2 separate regions of the Homo sapiens genome follow, and region 1 is linked to region 2. A link is a loop called in an ENCODE intact Hi-C map of the cell type or tissue named here. Cell type or tissue: spleen. All regions are shown on one strand. Links, peaks and the distances in the headings refer to the core of each region. The heading gives the core; the rest is flanking DNA.

Region 1 (8,337 bases), core at 76-8,075, 51 kb before region 2:
TGCATCTTCCTTTTTTGACACTAATGGAACAATTTAATGTAATTTCAGAGGGAAGCAGAGCCCCTGGAAAGGCTGGTGTGATAAGGGAAGGTTACCCAGCTTTCCTGTCAGGCGGTGTGTGGGAGCAGAGAGTGGCATTCTCTGCATACTCTTGGGGAGAAGAGTGGGTGAGACAGGCTGCTCAGGGCTGGGGCAGAGCCCAGGGGAAGGGGATGGAAGGGGAAGAACAGCCCTTCAAGAGTCCTGCAGAAATTGGTGGAAGTTATTTAACAGAAGTGTTCGGCTCCACCCAGCACATTCTGTTGCCTTCTACATACAGAGTGTGTTAGTCTGTTCTCATGCTGCTAATAAAGACACACCTGAGACCAGGTAATTTATAAAGGAAAGAGGTTTAATGGACTCACAGTTCCACATGGCTGGGGAGGCCTCACGATCATGGCAGAAGGCAAATGAGGGGCAAAGTCACGTCTTACATGGTGGCAGGCAGGAGACAGCATGTGCAGGGGAACTCCCATTTATGAAACCGTCAGATCACCTGAGATTTATTCACTACCATGAGAACAGTATGGGGGAAACCACCCCCATGATTCAGTTATTTCCACCTAGCCCCACCCTTGACATGCAGGGATTATTACAATTCAAAGTGAGATTTGGGTGGGGCCACAGCCAAACCATATCACAGGGTAATGAAGAATGTGTGCCCAAGTAGTAGAGGGCTTAAGAAAACCACTCTTGGGCTCTGAGTCTCTCTAGGTCTCAGTTTCCTCATCTTTCAAATGGCAATATTAATAAGACCCACCTCATAGGGATTGTGTGGGGTTTAAATGAGAAAAGACAGGTAAGGTGCTGGTACCTTATAAGTGATTAAGTTGCCATTAAGGTATTGGGGACTTAGTGCTTGTCCTTGAAGAGCTTTCGGTCTCGTGAGGAGACAGCCTGATCGTTATAAACTATTATAGAAAATGGGAAGAAATAAGGGTTGAGGTGTGATAAAGATGTGCTAGGCCAGGCAAGATGGCTCACGTCTGTAATCCCAGCACTTTGGGATTACAGGTGGGCAGATCACTTGAGGCCAGGAGTTCAAGATCAGCCTGACCAACATGGCAAAACCCTGTTTCTACTAAAAATACAAAAGTTAGCTGGGTGTGGCGGCACCCATCTGTCATCCCAGCTACTTGGGAGGCTGAGGCAGGAGAATTGCTTGAATCTGAGAGGCAGAGGTTGCAGTGAGCCAAAATTGCACAACTGTACTCCAGCAAGACTCTGTCAAAAAAAGAAAAAATAAATAAAAAAAGATATGCTATACCCTCATATCACAATAATGCCAGGAAATAGATCATTAATTCTGAACCCTAATTCTTGGGTGGGCATCAAGGCAGGCCTCACAAGAAGAAGGCATTTGAGTTGAATCTTATAGGCTCAGCTGGGTTCCAACAGCAAAGACTTAGGGAAAGGGCAGAGCAGGCAGGGGAACAGTAAGAGCAAAGGCTTGAAGGCATGGAAGTTCATGGGTAATTACTGACTGAGATGTTTGGTGTTATGGTGCATAGAACACTATCGGATGATAATGAAAACATTGAATTCCAGCATGTTTAGAAGGACATTGGCTGATAAAAATGACGTCTTAATAGTTATCTGTGGACAAATTTGTAAATGTAAAAGAGTTGTAGACTCAAATCCTACAGAAATTAGGCAGGAGACCTAAATGAGTGAAGTGGGTGGGTATAAAACAGAGGTGGTGGCAGGAACCCATGTTGAATTGAATAGTGGGTGTTTTGTTTAAAGGGGCACCAGTAGTAATTTTTCCTCTGTTGGAATATGATCCTAGGGCTGCCAGCTCTTCTACTTTTTCAAGAGAAGCCAGAAATCTGGATTTCATGCAAAATTTCTTGTTTTTCTTTTTATTAAAGACATGGTATGGACCAAAAAAAGATGTCTCTAGGCTAGATCTCTGCAACCTCTCATCTATACTCTATTTGCATTTTTAAAGACTATATGCAAATGTTATTTAGCAGAGCTACCTAGTTTTTTTGTGTGATGATAGCATGTGAAAGAGCTATGATACATCTTGGAAATGTCAACTTTGAAATATACAGTGACTGTGTTGGTCACTACAGAATGATCTCTGCAGAAACTTCAGTTACATTTTCTCTAAATGACACCTTTGCTTTGACAACACATTTTCAAAAAGAAAAATAGCAAACTACCCTTCCTCCAGGGCCTTAGCCACAGTAGCTCCTGCCAGCATAACACAATGCTGCACCTTACTGAGGGATCAGGAAATGTGGTTTGATTTATAATTATGGCTTCATGGGTAGAATGGTGGCCAATGTCCACATGAGCCACACTCAGTGGCTAAGATCCAGAGGGCATTTAATTTAGGTAGCCAGTGTTACAGACATAGTTTAGATTTTTGCAGCCTTGACCAATCTTAATAGATCTGTCTGTTCTTTAGAGTTACCTTTTTTTCCTGCCTCCTAGCTACCTACACCTTTTAATGCTAAATGTAGTTAGCTAGTGAATGCTGTTATTTGAATCTTAAAATTTCAGGTTGGGACAGAACCTTAAAATTCATGTATTTCAACCACCCTTTGTATGAGGCAGGAATCTTGGTTATGACAGGTGACAGAAAATTCAAACTAGCTTAATTCAGAAGGGAATTTATTGCCTTTATAAAACCAAAAAGTCCAAGGGTAGCTGCCTTCAGGTATTGTCTGATCCAGGGGTTTGTTATGTTTCCAGGACATGGTTTCCTTTATTCCATCTCTGCTTATGTATTGGCTCCCTTCTCAGATGGAAGAGACTCCCCTCATCAAGGTGAGATGGCTATGGAAGCTCTACTCACATTTCCTCTAGGTTCAAGTCCATGTAGAGAAGAGCACCTCTTTCTCTTGTTATATCTCACAGGCTCTAAATTAGCTACTAGGGCCAGTGAAAAAGCAATGTGCTGATTGACCACCCTTATCTACTCTTGGAGTTCCGGATGGAATTAACACTACCTGAATTATGTGGACCAAGAGTGGGAAAGGAATAGTTCTCCAGAAGGATATTTGGTATTGTTATTAAAATAAGGTTAATTGAATACTCACTGAACCATCTAATGCTTGAATTCCCTTCATAGCACGCCATTGGTGACTGTCCAATCTTCAGTTACTAACATGCTACCCCCAAAATGGTGTGTTTGTGCAGCTCTAATAATGACAGGGTTTCTCCTAATACTGAGATGATATTGGCATCTCCATAGTTCCAGACATTATTTCTGGTCCCAACCATAATCAACCTGTTTTGACACGGGTGAACATGTAAGGGAAGGGATTGCTCATTGTGGTCACAGAAGTAACCTACCCAATAGAAGCACACCAACTTGAAGCATGCTTCCATGATCACTGAGGGAGGAAAATGATTGGCAAGTCTCGTATTGGTCCTTGAAGCGCTCCCTATAAACACTTGTCACTGCCAAGCGTGTATCACTGGCCAAAGCAAGTCACATTGTGATATGATTAGACTTTGTGTCCCCACCCAAATCTCATCTTGAATTGTAATCCCCATAATCCCCATGTGTCTAGGGAGAGAACTGGTGGGAGGTGAATGGATCATAGGGGCAGTTTCTCCCATGCTGTTCTCATGATACTGAGTGAGTTCTCACAAGAGCTGATGGTTTTATAAGGGGCTCCTCCCCCTTCACTCCTCACTCTTCTCTCTCCCGTAGCCATGTGAGAAGGTCCAAGCTTGCTTCCCCTTCGCCTTCTGTCATAATTGTAAGTTTCCTGAGGCCTCCCCAACCATGCGGAACTGTGAGTCATTTAAATCTCTTTCCTCTAGAAATTACCCAGTCTCGGGTAGTATCAAGATAGCAGTGTGAGAACCGACTAATACGCATGGCCATGCCTAACTTCAAAGCGGCTGGGCAAGTATCATATTGCTGTGTACTTGGGAGGAGGGGAGAATCAGAATATTTGATCTGGCGACCACCACACAACTGAACTTCTCTATTTCTGTGTTCTTCTTGTTAACCATCTAGTTTCTGTTTCCTCTTGTGACACATATATTAATTAATTTTTCAATACCCAAACACAAGCCTCTAATATTTATCTTTGTTTAGTTACTTCCTAATAAACTAAGATATCTCTACATCCTGATCCTAAAATTCAAAGGCTCCACGTATACCATGGTGACTAGTTAATTCCAATATATTGCATAGTTGAAAATTGCCAAGAGAGTAGATTTTAAGTGTTCTCACTACGAAAAAATGCATATGTTAAATAGCTTGATTTAGCCATTTCACTATGTATACATGTAGGAAAACATCATGTTGTACACTACAGATGTATACAATTTTTACTTGTCAATTATAAACAACAACAACAAAACTGCAAAGTCTCCTTAGACCCACCCAATCACATGTTGTCTGCTCATTTAATGAGTAAATGCTATATAGGTTCATTCTGGACCTGGGTAAAATGATTTACGGACTGGGACCAAGTGGGAGGACCCTATTTCAATTCATTAGGTAAGGTCTTCCAGGTCAATATTTGACCATTGATTGGCACATCTGGGGTATAGTTATTTAACTGCCTTCTAGTTTACCTCAATATGACCCCTCAGTGGAGGGAAAATGGAGCACAATGACTAGAAGAATGTTGAGAGATGAGGAAAGAGAGAATGGGATGGAAAGAACATAAAATAGGAAAGCATTGACATTGTCACTTCTTGGCTATTTCTTCCTGTAAAATTTTGCCTGGAGTGCCCTACAATGGGGTCCCCATCCTCTGCCCTGATAACATCTTAGTGGATCACTCCTCTCTCCCTTTTCATTCTGCAGGACTTGCCCATTGGGGCTCTTTCAGACCTGACTGGTCATTGGGTATCTGTGGCCATGATAATCACTCTCTTCCTGGACGTGACCCTCCTCTCGTTAACCAGGATGCCTGTGTTCTTAAGGTTGGCCGTTTCCAAGGACAGAGAGCTTGCATCCCATTTCTAGGGGACTGGGGATCCAAGGACTCCATTCTTGACATTGTCTTGTCAGCCTTGAAGTGCCGAAACCCAGCATCCCTGTCTGAGGTCATCCTGTCTCTCTTCCAAACATGAGGACTTCTTAAATTTTTTAAAAAAAGTTTTTACTTGTATAAATTGAGAAGGCACAAGTGCAATTTTGTTACATGGATATGTTATTTAGTGGTAGAATCTGTGCTTTTGGTATGTCCATCACCCAGATAGGGTACCCTGTACTCATTAAGTGATTTCTTATCCTTCACTCCCCCACCCAACCCTTCCAAGAAGGATGACTATTACTCAACAGTCATTCAGTAGCCATTGGAGAATGACTATTATTCCATACTCTGTGTCTATGTGTATTATATAGTTCCCATTTATAACTAAGAATATGCATTATTTGACTTTCTCTTTCTGAGTTTTTTTTTTTTAAGATAATGGCTTTGGGTTCCATCCTGTTGCTGCAAAAGACATGATTTCAGACTGGGCATGGTGGCTCATGCCTGTCATATTAGCACACTGGGAGGCTGACGAAGGAAGATCACTTGAGCCCAGGAGTTTGAAACCAGCCTGAGCAACTTGGTGAGACTCCGGCTCTATAAAAATTAAATTAGCCAGGCATCGTGTTGTGTACCTGTGGTCCCAGTTTCTTGAGAGGCTGAGGCAGGAGGATCTCTTGAGCCCAGGAGTTCAAGGCTGCAGTGAGCTATGATCACACAACTGCCCCCCAGCCTGGGTGACAGAGTGAGACCCTGTTTTAGTCAGGACTTCAAGACCAGCCTTGCCAACATGGTGAAGCCCCATCTCTGCAAAAATACAAAAATTAGCTGGGCATGATGGCGGGTGCCTGTAGTCCCAGCTACTCAGGAGGCCGAGGTGGAAGAATCACTTGAACCCGGGAGGTGGAGGTTGCAGTGAGCCGAGATTGCCCCACTGCACTCCAGCCTGGGCGACAGAGTGAGACTGTTTCAAAAAAAATAAATAATAAATAAATAAATAAAAATAAAATCAAAGGTCTTACTCTTTTTTATGGCTGAGTAGTATTCTATTGTGTGTATGTATATATAGATATACATACATATACCACACACATACGTGTATATATGTATATATATGGTGGTATGTGTGTCTATATACACACAATGATATGTATATTAATATATATGTATATATAAATATATATACATTTTCTTTATCCAGTCATCCATTGATTGATGCTTAAGTTGATTCCATATCTTTGCTATTGTACTGTGATAAACGTATGAGTGCAGGCATCTTTTATATAATAATTTCTTCTTTGGATAGCTGCCCAAAATTCAGGTAAAAGATCTCAGTCTACAAGGCAGCTCCCAAGCTTCAAAAAATTGTCCTGCCAGATTTTTAAAAGCAAGTTTTCTCAAAAGCTTCGATGTATACATTGGTCGATTTATTTATCCATTAAAGTATTTATTGAATACTTCTTACTGCGTATGGTGGTGGTGGTGCTGAGGTGTCTCACAGTGAACACAACAGGCGTAGCCTCTGCTATTACCAAAATTATTGTCTGGTAAAGAATGCAGATGGCTAACCAGGCAGGTGCCTGTACGGTGAGATATGTGCTGTGATGGCTGTAAGCGCATGGTGTGAGCGTAGAGTTGGGTGCTTAATTGAAGGCATCAGGAAGGCTTCCAGGACTAAATGATATCAAAGTCCCACCTTAAGGATGACAGGTTTAACTAAGTAAAGGAGGATGTGGAAAGAAGGGGGAGAGTGCTCCAGGCAGAGGAAATAGTATATACAAAAGCACAAGAGGATTGAAGAACCAAAATCACTTTGGCATGGCTGGAATGAAGGGCATGTTTGTGTATTTTCAGGGTAGGGGATGTGTTTAGGGACAAGCTCAGAGAAAAGGAAGTAAGGAACCCTGTCATAAAGGGCTCATCTGTCCTATGAAAGAGTGTGTACATTTTATTCTGAGAGTACAGAGCCTTTTCTTTTTTCTAAGCATTACATGATTAGATTTGTCTTTTAGAAACCACTCTGGCTGCCGTTAAAAATGAATTTCACAGTGACAAGGCTGGAGGAAGGATCTTGGGTTAGGAGGCGGTGGTAGTAATCTAGGCAGGACTTGAGGACGCCTGAGTGGTGGTGAGGAAGGAGAGAGGTGGATGGAAGATTCAAGAGATATTTAGGGGGTGTTATTGAGAGAACTTAGTGATTGATTTGGCGTGGGAGGAATGAGAAAGTCAGGGATGGCTCCCTGGTTTCTGGCTTGGGTACTAGGTGCGCTGGTGGTGCTTTTGACAGAGATAGAACCATGGGAGGAGGAACATGTTTTGAGGGAAGGCTGTCTCCCTTTTAGACACCTAGTTGGTGTCCAAATGGCACAGACCAGTTGGCGTGTGGATATCTTGGGGCTTAGGGCGTGGATCTGGGCTCAGGGTGGAGATCTGAGCCTTAGCTGCACATCAGTAGTCATTGCAGTCATGGAGTGTGCTGGGGTTTTGCCAAGAGCTCATGTAGATTCAGGCGAGAAGAGAGGAGGGGCCCAGGCTGGGAATACTGGCTTTGGAAATACTCTTGAAATATATAGAAATGAAAGAATGTATAGGGCTGTTTCCACAGACGTTTATTTTTTATTTTTATTTTTTTGAGATGGTGTTTCACTCTTGTTGCCCAGGCTGGAGTGCAATGGCATGATCTCAGCTCACTGCAACCTCCACCTCCCAGGTTCAAGCAATTCTCCTGCCTCAGCCTACTGAGTAGCTGGGATTATAGATGCCCACGACCATGCCCGGCTAATTTTTTTGTATTTTTAGTAGAGACACGGTTTCACCATGTTGGCCAGGCTGGTCTCGAACTCCTGACCTCAGGTGATCCACCCACCTTGGCCTCCCAAAGTGCTGGGATTACAGGCATGAGCCACCGCGCCCGGCCCACAGACATTTACTGAGCAAGAGCTTGTGCAAGGCACTCTGGTATGCATGCAGTCGGGGACCCTCTGATGAATGGAACTCAGGCCTTGTATAAGGAAGTGACCTCCATCAGAGGGTGGAGACGCTGTCAGTGAACATCCATCACAGACAAGTGACTGAGCTAGGAGCTGGGGTAAGGTAGAAAGAGGAGGACAGTGGGCGATATGAGCTGGGAAATGCACCTCTGTTGGGGGACTGGGGAGGGCTTCCTGGAGGAGGTGATTTTGGTATCTAGTGGTTTTGTTTTGTTTTGTTTGTTTTTTTTGTTTTGAGATGGGGCCTTGCTCTTGTTGCCCAGGCTGGAGTGCAATGGCATGATCTCGGCTCACTGCAACCTCCGCCTCCCAGGTTCAAGCGATTCTCCTGCCTCAGCCTCCCAAGTAGCTAG
Region 2 (8,337 bases), core at 49-8,048:
CCTACGTGCTCCTTCTCTCCTCCCCTTTGAGGACGGATGGTGTGATGGTTCCTCTCCATTTGGTCCCTCCTCTGGGACCAGCATTCTCCTGCCTTCTTTGTCCTACTCTGTGTCCCAGGAGGTAGACCCCTGTGGACTGTATCTCCTGGACTCCCTTGCTGGTTGACTTTTGTCTGAGTTAAGCCAAAGGGAGGTGGCAGCAAGAGACGAGAAGGTGGGAGGAGAGAGAGTTTGGGGTATTTCCACCTGCAGCTCCCTCTGTCCATCTCTGGCCCCGCTCTGTGATGCTAGCCCCCGCGAGGTTGCCCATCTCTCAGGGTTTCCTCTCTTACTTGCCCCTGTTACGTCATTTCATGGGACTATACCTTTAGCTTTAGGTGCAGAACAGTTTTCCACAGTTAAATGTCTTTAATTGAACATCTAGAATGCAAAACATATTATAAGATAATGTGTTGGATTGTTTTCCTTTAAAAAATGGTACAACCACTTTGCAAAACAATGGCAGTTTCTTATTAAGTTAAACATAGAGTTACAGTATGATACAGCAATTCCACTCCTAGGTATTTATCCAAGAGGAATTAAATTGTATGCCCACACAAAAAATGAATGAATAAATTAAGACTTATAAATGAATGTTCATAGCAGCTTTATTCATAATAACCAGATACTGTTAAAAAAACCCCAGAATATTGATCAGTAGATGAATGGATAAGCAAACTTTAGAATAATCATATAATGGAATATTATTCAGCAGTAAAGATGAACTAACTGCTAATACAGACACGTGCATGCGCGAGTCTCAAAAACATTATTTTAAGTGAAAGAAGGCAGACACAAAATAGTGCATACTGTACGAGGCCATTAATCTATATAGTAACAGAAAGTGGATCAGTGTCTACCACAGGCTGGGGGTGTGTACAGGGAAACTTTTTAGGTGGTGCCCATGCTCTGTATCTCAATTTTGGTGGTACATGCGTATAATACATTTGTATTGTCTTGTATCAAAGTATGCCTCATGAAGTTCAGGTATATGAAAATTTGTATTTGCTTTATTATATTTAAATATCAGAGAATGCAAAATTGTAAAAAGAAAAAGAAATCCTGAAAGTCCTTTTAACTAGAGACAACCACCACCATCCACATTTTATCTATTTCCTTTCAGTTTTTAATTTTTTCCTGTACTTAGGTTTTCCCCTTCACTGTCTTATTTAAATAAAAAAGAAAGCAAATGGAAAGTCTCCCATACGAAGGCCTTTTTGCTATGAGTTTACCTTGTCTAAGGGCATCTAGCATGATGGTGAGAAGGTTTTGTCTTGTATAACTAAAATGTATTGGGAGGAAATGAAAATGTTTAGCCTGGTGAAGGGGAAACATTGGGGAGAAAAGTGAGGGAGAGTGTGGTCTACAGTCGTGAGCTTTAAATCACAACCAATCAGCCAATTAAATACTGAGCTCCTGTTATGTGTCAGTATTAGGAAGACAGTAGTGAACAAAACATATGGCTCCTCTGATTTAATGGAGTTAACAGTCTGGGAGGGAAAGATATTTTTATTATTTGCAACAACAATAGTAATAGCTAATATTTATGATGAGCTAGTGCCTATTATGGTGTTAAGGTTTAGTTTTTTCTTTTAGTGTTTTTAATGTGTTGTCACATTTAATCCCAGCAACTCCATGAGTAGGTACTCTTAATTCTCATTTCATGGTTGAAAATAATAAAGTGGCTTGGAGATGTTAAGTCAAATGGGGTCATACAGTGAGCATGTTAAACCTAGACTGGCAGGTCAGGACGGAAGTGATATTTAATCCTCAGTGAAATGATTTTTTTCTTTTTAATTTTTATTTTTATTGAGACAGAATCTCACTCTGTTGCCCAGGCTGGAGTGCAGTGGCACAATCTTGGCTCACTGCAACCTTCACCTCCCGGGTTCAAGCAATTCTCCTGCATCAGCCTCCCAAGTAGCTGGGATTACAAGCACCCGCCACCACGCCCGGCTAATTTTTGTATTTTTAGTAGAGATGGGGATTTCACCATGTTAGCCAGGCTGGTTTCTAACTCCTGACCTCAGGTGATTCACCTGCCTCGGCCTCTCAAAGTGCTGGGATTACAGGCGTGAGCCACCGGGCCCGGCCTCTTTCAGTGTTTTTAATGTGTTGTCACATTTAATCCCAGCAACTCTATGAGTAGGTACTCTTTTTATTCCTACTTTATGGTTGAAAATAACAAAGTGACTTGGAGACATTAAGTCAAATGGGAACATACAGTGAGCATGTTAAACCTAGATTGGCACGTCAGGACAGAAGTGATATTTAATCCCCAAGAAAATAATATATTTTTTTTCTTTTTTTGAGACAGGGTCTCACTCTGTTGCCCAGGCTGGAGTGCATTGGCATGATCACGGCTCACTGCAGCCTCGACCTCCTGGGCTCAAGTGATCCTCCCACCCCAGCTACCTGGGTACAGGCATGCACCACCTTGCCCCGCTACTGTTTTGTGTTTTTGCAGAGATAGGGTTTTGCTGTGTTGCCCAGGCTGGTCTCAAACACCTGGGCTCAAGCAATTCACCTTTCTTGGCCTCCCAAAGTGCTGGGATTACAGGCGTAAGGCACTCTGACCAGCTGGAAATGATATTTAATCTGATATCTGAAGGATGATAGGAGTTAAACAAGAATCAAGTGTCAGAGACCAGAGATATGAGGTCTCATATATATATATTTGCTCAGGGCAGGGGGCTGGTTTTGGGTGATAATTAGGGGCTAGACTGAACAGAATTAGTGTTTGGAAGTGAGTGGTGGTGGTGGTGAGGGAGGAGAGAAGGGTGAGTCCCAGGGTAAGGGATGCAGGCACATCCTGAGAAATGAGGCAGAAGAATGAGAACTTGGCTTGGGGCATGTTCTGTTCATCTGAATGGTGGTGCTGAGGAGACAGGTGGACAGAGAGGTGTGGGGTTCAGGGAGGAGCACAGGACTGAGAGGGACCAGCAGGAATAGAATTCCTGAAGTCCCTTGGATTGACAAGATGCTTCAGTGAGAGAGAGTCCACAGGGTAGAGATCAGCACCTAGGACAGAGCCTCGAGAACTTCCTCTAGGATAGGGAAGGGCTGGAGAACAGGAGGAGGAGCCAAGGAGAGGAGGAAGGGGCCAAGAGGGCAGGATCAGGACTGAGGCAGGCCGACTTCTGCGCAGTTGAAGAACTCTAATGTCAGAGCTGTCCTTAGGAGGCAGAGAACCCCTCGTCCTGGAAGAGTGCAGGGAGCTGCTTGGTGACCATCCTTTGGGGATGTCATGGAAAAGATATTTGCATCAATCTGGGGTGAGATTAGGTGTCTGGATTGGTTCAGGTTCTTTTGTCATTTGTAAGCACACAAAAGAACTCTAGTTATCTAAAGGAAAAAAAAAACTGGAAATATTATGGGTTGGCACACGAGTGGTGCCAGGCCTCAGAGAGTACAGGGCCCAGGGTGGCTCTGGGGATCTGGGTGGCAGGAGCGAATGGATGACCTTCACAGGGTGACACCATCGGGAGGAATCAGCTCCAGCTGTTTTCTGTCCTTGTCCCAAGAATCAAATCCCAGGGAGAACAGTGTGATTCCCCAATGTTGTGAGGTTCAGTCATGTGCAAGGGGAAAGCCGGGCACCTCGATTGACAGCCCCACCAGGACTGCATACCGTGGAGAAAGGATGGCTTCCCAAAGAAAAACAACATTCCAGCTACCAGAGAAAAGGGAGTGGACGCTGGGCAGGCAAAGCCAACAGACACTTTTTGTAGTCTCCATGGTCCTGTGTATGATTCAGTGATTTTTGCAGTATTCACTTAGCAAGTCATTCCTCGTTGCAGAATTGTTGCTAGTGTTTTTCCTGGCTGGGGATTAAGCTTTTTCCATTTGCCTATTTTAGAGTGAGTTGGGGGCCTGGGATTGACACGCATTTGTCTCTGGGCTTCAAGGTAGCCCAGAGATTATGCCACCTCAGGAGGCACAATTTGGTGGCTGTCACTCCTTGTCATGTCAACAAAGGGTGTGGCTTGTGGCTCTGTGGCCTCTGCTTTACCAGCAAGGGGAGGATGCTGGTAGTAGCAAAGGGTCTAAATCGCTGTTGCATCAGCGAGGTGGATGTGCCTATCCTAAAGGCACCTACTGAGAAGATGCCCAAGTAACAGACACTCATGGGCACAGTAGACCTGTCAAACCTCATAGTTCCTGGCTGACTCTCTTTGGGTGACCTGAGTCACACGCCCACGCCTGAACACCCACTGAAACTCCTAGGTGCATTACGTCTTCTGCAATATCTAAAGGAATTAAGGGAAGGATGAAACTCTGTATCTCAACTTTCCTGAATTCACCAGTATGGACTGATGGAATTGAGTGCTAGTAACACCAAGCTCCTAAATAATAATAATAAAGGCTTACTTATAGGAACGTACGAAGCACAAGAGAAATAAGGGCCCCCACGGCCCACCCTTCAACTTCTCACATTTGGTTTGTTAGTCAGGACTCCTTTGGTCACAAGAGACAAAAAAAACAATTCAAGTTGGTTTAGGAAAAGAGGCATTTATTGGCTTGTACAGAGGAGTTGAGAGTTCTTTAGGTCTGGCTGGATTTAGGTGCTCCAGCATGGTCATGGGGCATCTCTTGGCTCAGCTTTTCTCTGTGTTGGCTTCATTCTCAAAAAAACTTTTCCTTGGTGATGGTAAAGATGGCAGATGCAGCACTTTGGGAGCCTGAGGCAAGAAGACCACTTGAGGCCAGGAGTTCGAAACCAGCCTGGTCAACCTAGTGAGACCCCATCTCTACAAAAGAAAAAAAAATTCAGGTGTAATGGTGTGCACCTGTAGTAGCTACTAGGGATGTTAAGTGGGAGTTGCATGAATCCAGGTGCTCAAGGTTGCAGTGAGCCATAATCGCACCATTGCACTCCACCTTGGGTGACAGAGTGAGATTCTGTCTCAAAAAAACCCACAAAAACCGCCCCCCCAAAAACGGATGGCAGATGCAAATTTATTCCCTACCAGTTTAACAACTCTGCTGGAAAATAAACCCTCTTTCCTAATAATTCCAGCAAAAGTCCTGAAGCTGATTCTCTTTGGGTGTCCTGAGTCACACGCCCATGCCTGAATCCCCACTGTGGCCCAGGTCCCATGTCCACCCTTAGAGCCAGAGGATGAGGGCAGCCTTAGCTGGCCCACACAATCAGTGAGCCAGTGAAGAGCGATTCCTCACAGGAGAAGCATGGAGGATGGGTGCTGTCAGGCAGAAACAAGACATGCCACCACACTTGGTTTTGGGGTTAGGCCTGCTTCTGGTCTGAGCAATCTGCTGCTGGATATGGCTGGTGAGTGAAGAGATATTGATGTGTCATCCCCTTAGACCATGGCATTGTGTCCTGCTCTCTGCATCTTTGGGGGCCTGATCAAAAGCGGGAAGTCATGGGGTCAAGGACAGTCTCCACGTGCCACCCAAACAGGAAGGATGTCCCCAGCAGGTGTTCTGCTCAGGGTCTGGCTCTCCCAGGGTTGTTACTGCAGAGGGAAGGGTAGGGGCAGCTTTCTTCTGGTGGATTTATTTACTTCTCAGGCCTGTTCTTTTCCTCATGTTGGCTCAACTGTTTTATCTTGCTTAGTTAAATAAATTTGGTAACATTATAAAGGAAAACAGTCTTTTCCGGCAGTTGCTGACCACTGCAAAATTACTGCTCTTTCTTTTGTTTTTCCTTTTTAGTGCTGGGCTGTGAATAAGCAAATGAAGTTTGCTATCTCTTCCTCCCCTCTTCCAGGAAGAAATAATCACCATCAGAACTTTAAGAGTTTCCCATAAGACTGGGCAAATTAGAGGAAGGACCTCTATACGGTGGAACAGATGCAATTGTGCAAACAGAATGGGGTTATTCTCTACATATGGAGATGGAACAGACCCTCCCAGATGTGTTAGTGTGGGGAAAAGCAGGTGGTGGAGGTGCGTTCAGAGTAGCAGTGTTCAGCTCTCCCAAGCACATTCAAATCACCCAGGAGCTTTTAAAACGTACTGATGCCTGCCCACCACCCTCTCCTCACAGCCCCATTAAATCAGAATCTCTGGGAGTGGGACTTGAGCACTTTTCATTTTAAAAGCTCCCTGGTGACTCCTGGGGAGCCAGGACTGAGAACTAGTGCTGTAGAATTGTATATGGGCAAAACAGCAGGGATCTAGATAAAAAAAGAAAACTGAAGTAGGGAATATCTCAGTCCGTACCTACAGATAGCCTCACACATGTGGTCGCGCATACAGAGAACGTCTCTAGAAGGATACACAGGAGACTGGAAAGAACGGTTCTCTCCAGTGATGAAGTACAGTGGTGATTCTCAACTGTATACTCGTTTGTAATGTTGGAATTTTGAAGCCACAAGCATAAATGCTCACTGTGTACTGAAAGCTGGCCAGACAGGGCTGTAAGATGACCCCTGAACTCTAGCTTGTCTGTGTTGGGGCCGGCTGCCCACAGATTCACACAAACCATCTCCCTGCCCGTGGTCTCTGCTTGCCCTCCTCTACTCAGCTGCAATGAGTGGTTTCCGAGTGTGGGAGAGACCAGAAGAGCTCATTCATTCATTCATTCGCTCACATTTTTAGTAAGAATTAGGTATAAGCCAGGCACGTGGTAGGCACGTGAATCTGATCTCACCTTCACAACCGTATGTGAAATTGGTGGTCTTATCTCCATTCTAAGATTGGGGATATTTTAACACAGAAATTCATACAACCAAGCTGTAAATATTTGAGGCCGAATGACCAGCTAAGAGAGCTTATAAACTGGCAGCACTTAGATGTGTTTGGATGGCCTGTACAGAACTTTTTAAAAAAATCCTATTTCACGACTCTGGACCAGTGAACCCAGGGCCACTGTTGGCTAGAGCTGAGTGTCCCTTGGAAGGGCATATGCCCCTCAGTTCAGCGCAGTCCCCCCATATCCCTTCCCTTCTGTGTCACACCAGCCTTGCATCACTCAGTCACAGGCCTAGCCTCTGCAGGCATTTGCGTTTGTCACCCCTGTGTTAAGGTAGGTAGGATGAGTGAACTGTCGTCTGTCCTGCAGGGATGCTGAGCTGAAGTGTCCTGTGGAATGTGCCATTTCTATTCCAATCTGGCCCTCTGTCTGCTGGCTGGAAAACCAAGCTCCTTTGCTTTAAGTTTCATTTGTGGACTGCATGGGATGGGCTGTGGGTATTGATTTGTTTGTGGAAAAGATGTGCACAATAGGGAATGTGTAAAATACATCATGGAAATGGATGGTTAATGCCGCCTGGCTGGAGTGTGGGGCAGTGGAGTGACAAGAGATGAGAGTCAAGTTAGATGGTGGGGTATACTGTGGGTAGATGCCGGGCTAAGCATTTTGAACTTTAACCTTTAGGCTACTGCTGTCCAATAAGACTTTCTATGGTGCTGGAAATTTCTTATATCTGTACTATCCAATGTTGTCTCCAGACGCATGTGGCATCAAGCACTTGAAAAGTAGCTGGCATGAATGAAGATTTTTATTGGCATTTTAGATTTTATTTAATTAATTTACTTTTACATAGCTCCATGTGGCTGGTAGCTACCACACTGGGCGCTGCAGATTTAGGCAATAGCAGTGGATGTGTTGGAGCAGGGAAATAATATCAAAGCTGAATCTTCAGAAGGTGATTTTTCCAGGAGTGTACAGGCCGCATGGGGTGAGCAGAAGTAGGTAGGGATAATATTGACACTTCTTAGCATCTATTAGGCACTTCTTGTGTCCACACACTGTGCTAAGATAACTCACTTATTCCTCATAACAACTCTATGAGGAAAGTACTATCATTGTCCCTATTTTATAGACTAGAAAATGAGACACAGCAAAGACAATGGGCATATTCAAGGTCACACAGCTAATCAACAGTGGCACACGGTGTAGAATCCAGGCAGCTCAGCTGTAGAGCTTGTACCATGAATCCTTCCATCCTGGAAGGAAATAAATGAACCTTCATTGAGAATATACCTTCTGCTGTCCCCTGGTGCTGGGCATTCACACGTAAAATCTCATTTAGATTTTTGTTAACACTCATGTGCCATTCGGTGGATTTAGATCCTTTGTGTTTATGGAAACTTGGGCTCATAGGGATGAGATATCAAGGCAACTGCAATCTCTGTGGACACCAGTTAAGGCTTTATTGTAAAATTCCATGCCTGTGGGGGAAATCACAGGCTGTGGGAGTCGGGGGGAATGTACAGGAAGATATGGCATAAAAGGTGTTGCGAAGGAAGAATCAGTGGGATTTAGCAACTGACTGAATGGCGGGGGTGAGGAAAGCGGGGGAGGCTTTCTCCTGGAACAGTGAGATG

Evidence for each region. Hi-C counts contacts between places; a loop is a spot of excess contacts. Peaks named below come from ENCODE experiments on the same cell type or tissue, not always from the same donor. Only the 100,000 strongest peaks of a DNase experiment are listed, where the experiment ranks them.
Region 1: a loop joins it to region 2, with 2.0 times the contacts of the local background. A loop is called at or near these places in 3 of 110 quality-filtered maps.

What each region holds. Positions count from the first base shown.
Region 1 is chr16:23,920,517-23,928,853 of GRCh38, forward strand. The region is part of intron 2 of PRKCB (protein kinase C beta); the gene reads left to right. Among named protein-coding and RNA genes, the nearest start is that of PRKCB, 89 kb to the left of the region's middle. In spleen, for the core only: no CTCF peak of the experiment used is centred there; no DNase peak of the experiment used is centred there; H3K27ac peaks cover 857 bases.
Region 2 is chr16:23,971,350-23,979,686 of GRCh38, forward strand. All of the region lies in intron 2 of PRKCB (protein kinase C beta), which reads left to right. Among named protein-coding and RNA genes, the nearest start is that of PRKCB, 140 kb to the left of the region's middle. In spleen, for the core only: no CTCF peak of the experiment used is centred there; no DNase peak of the experiment used is centred there; H3K27ac peaks cover 998 bases.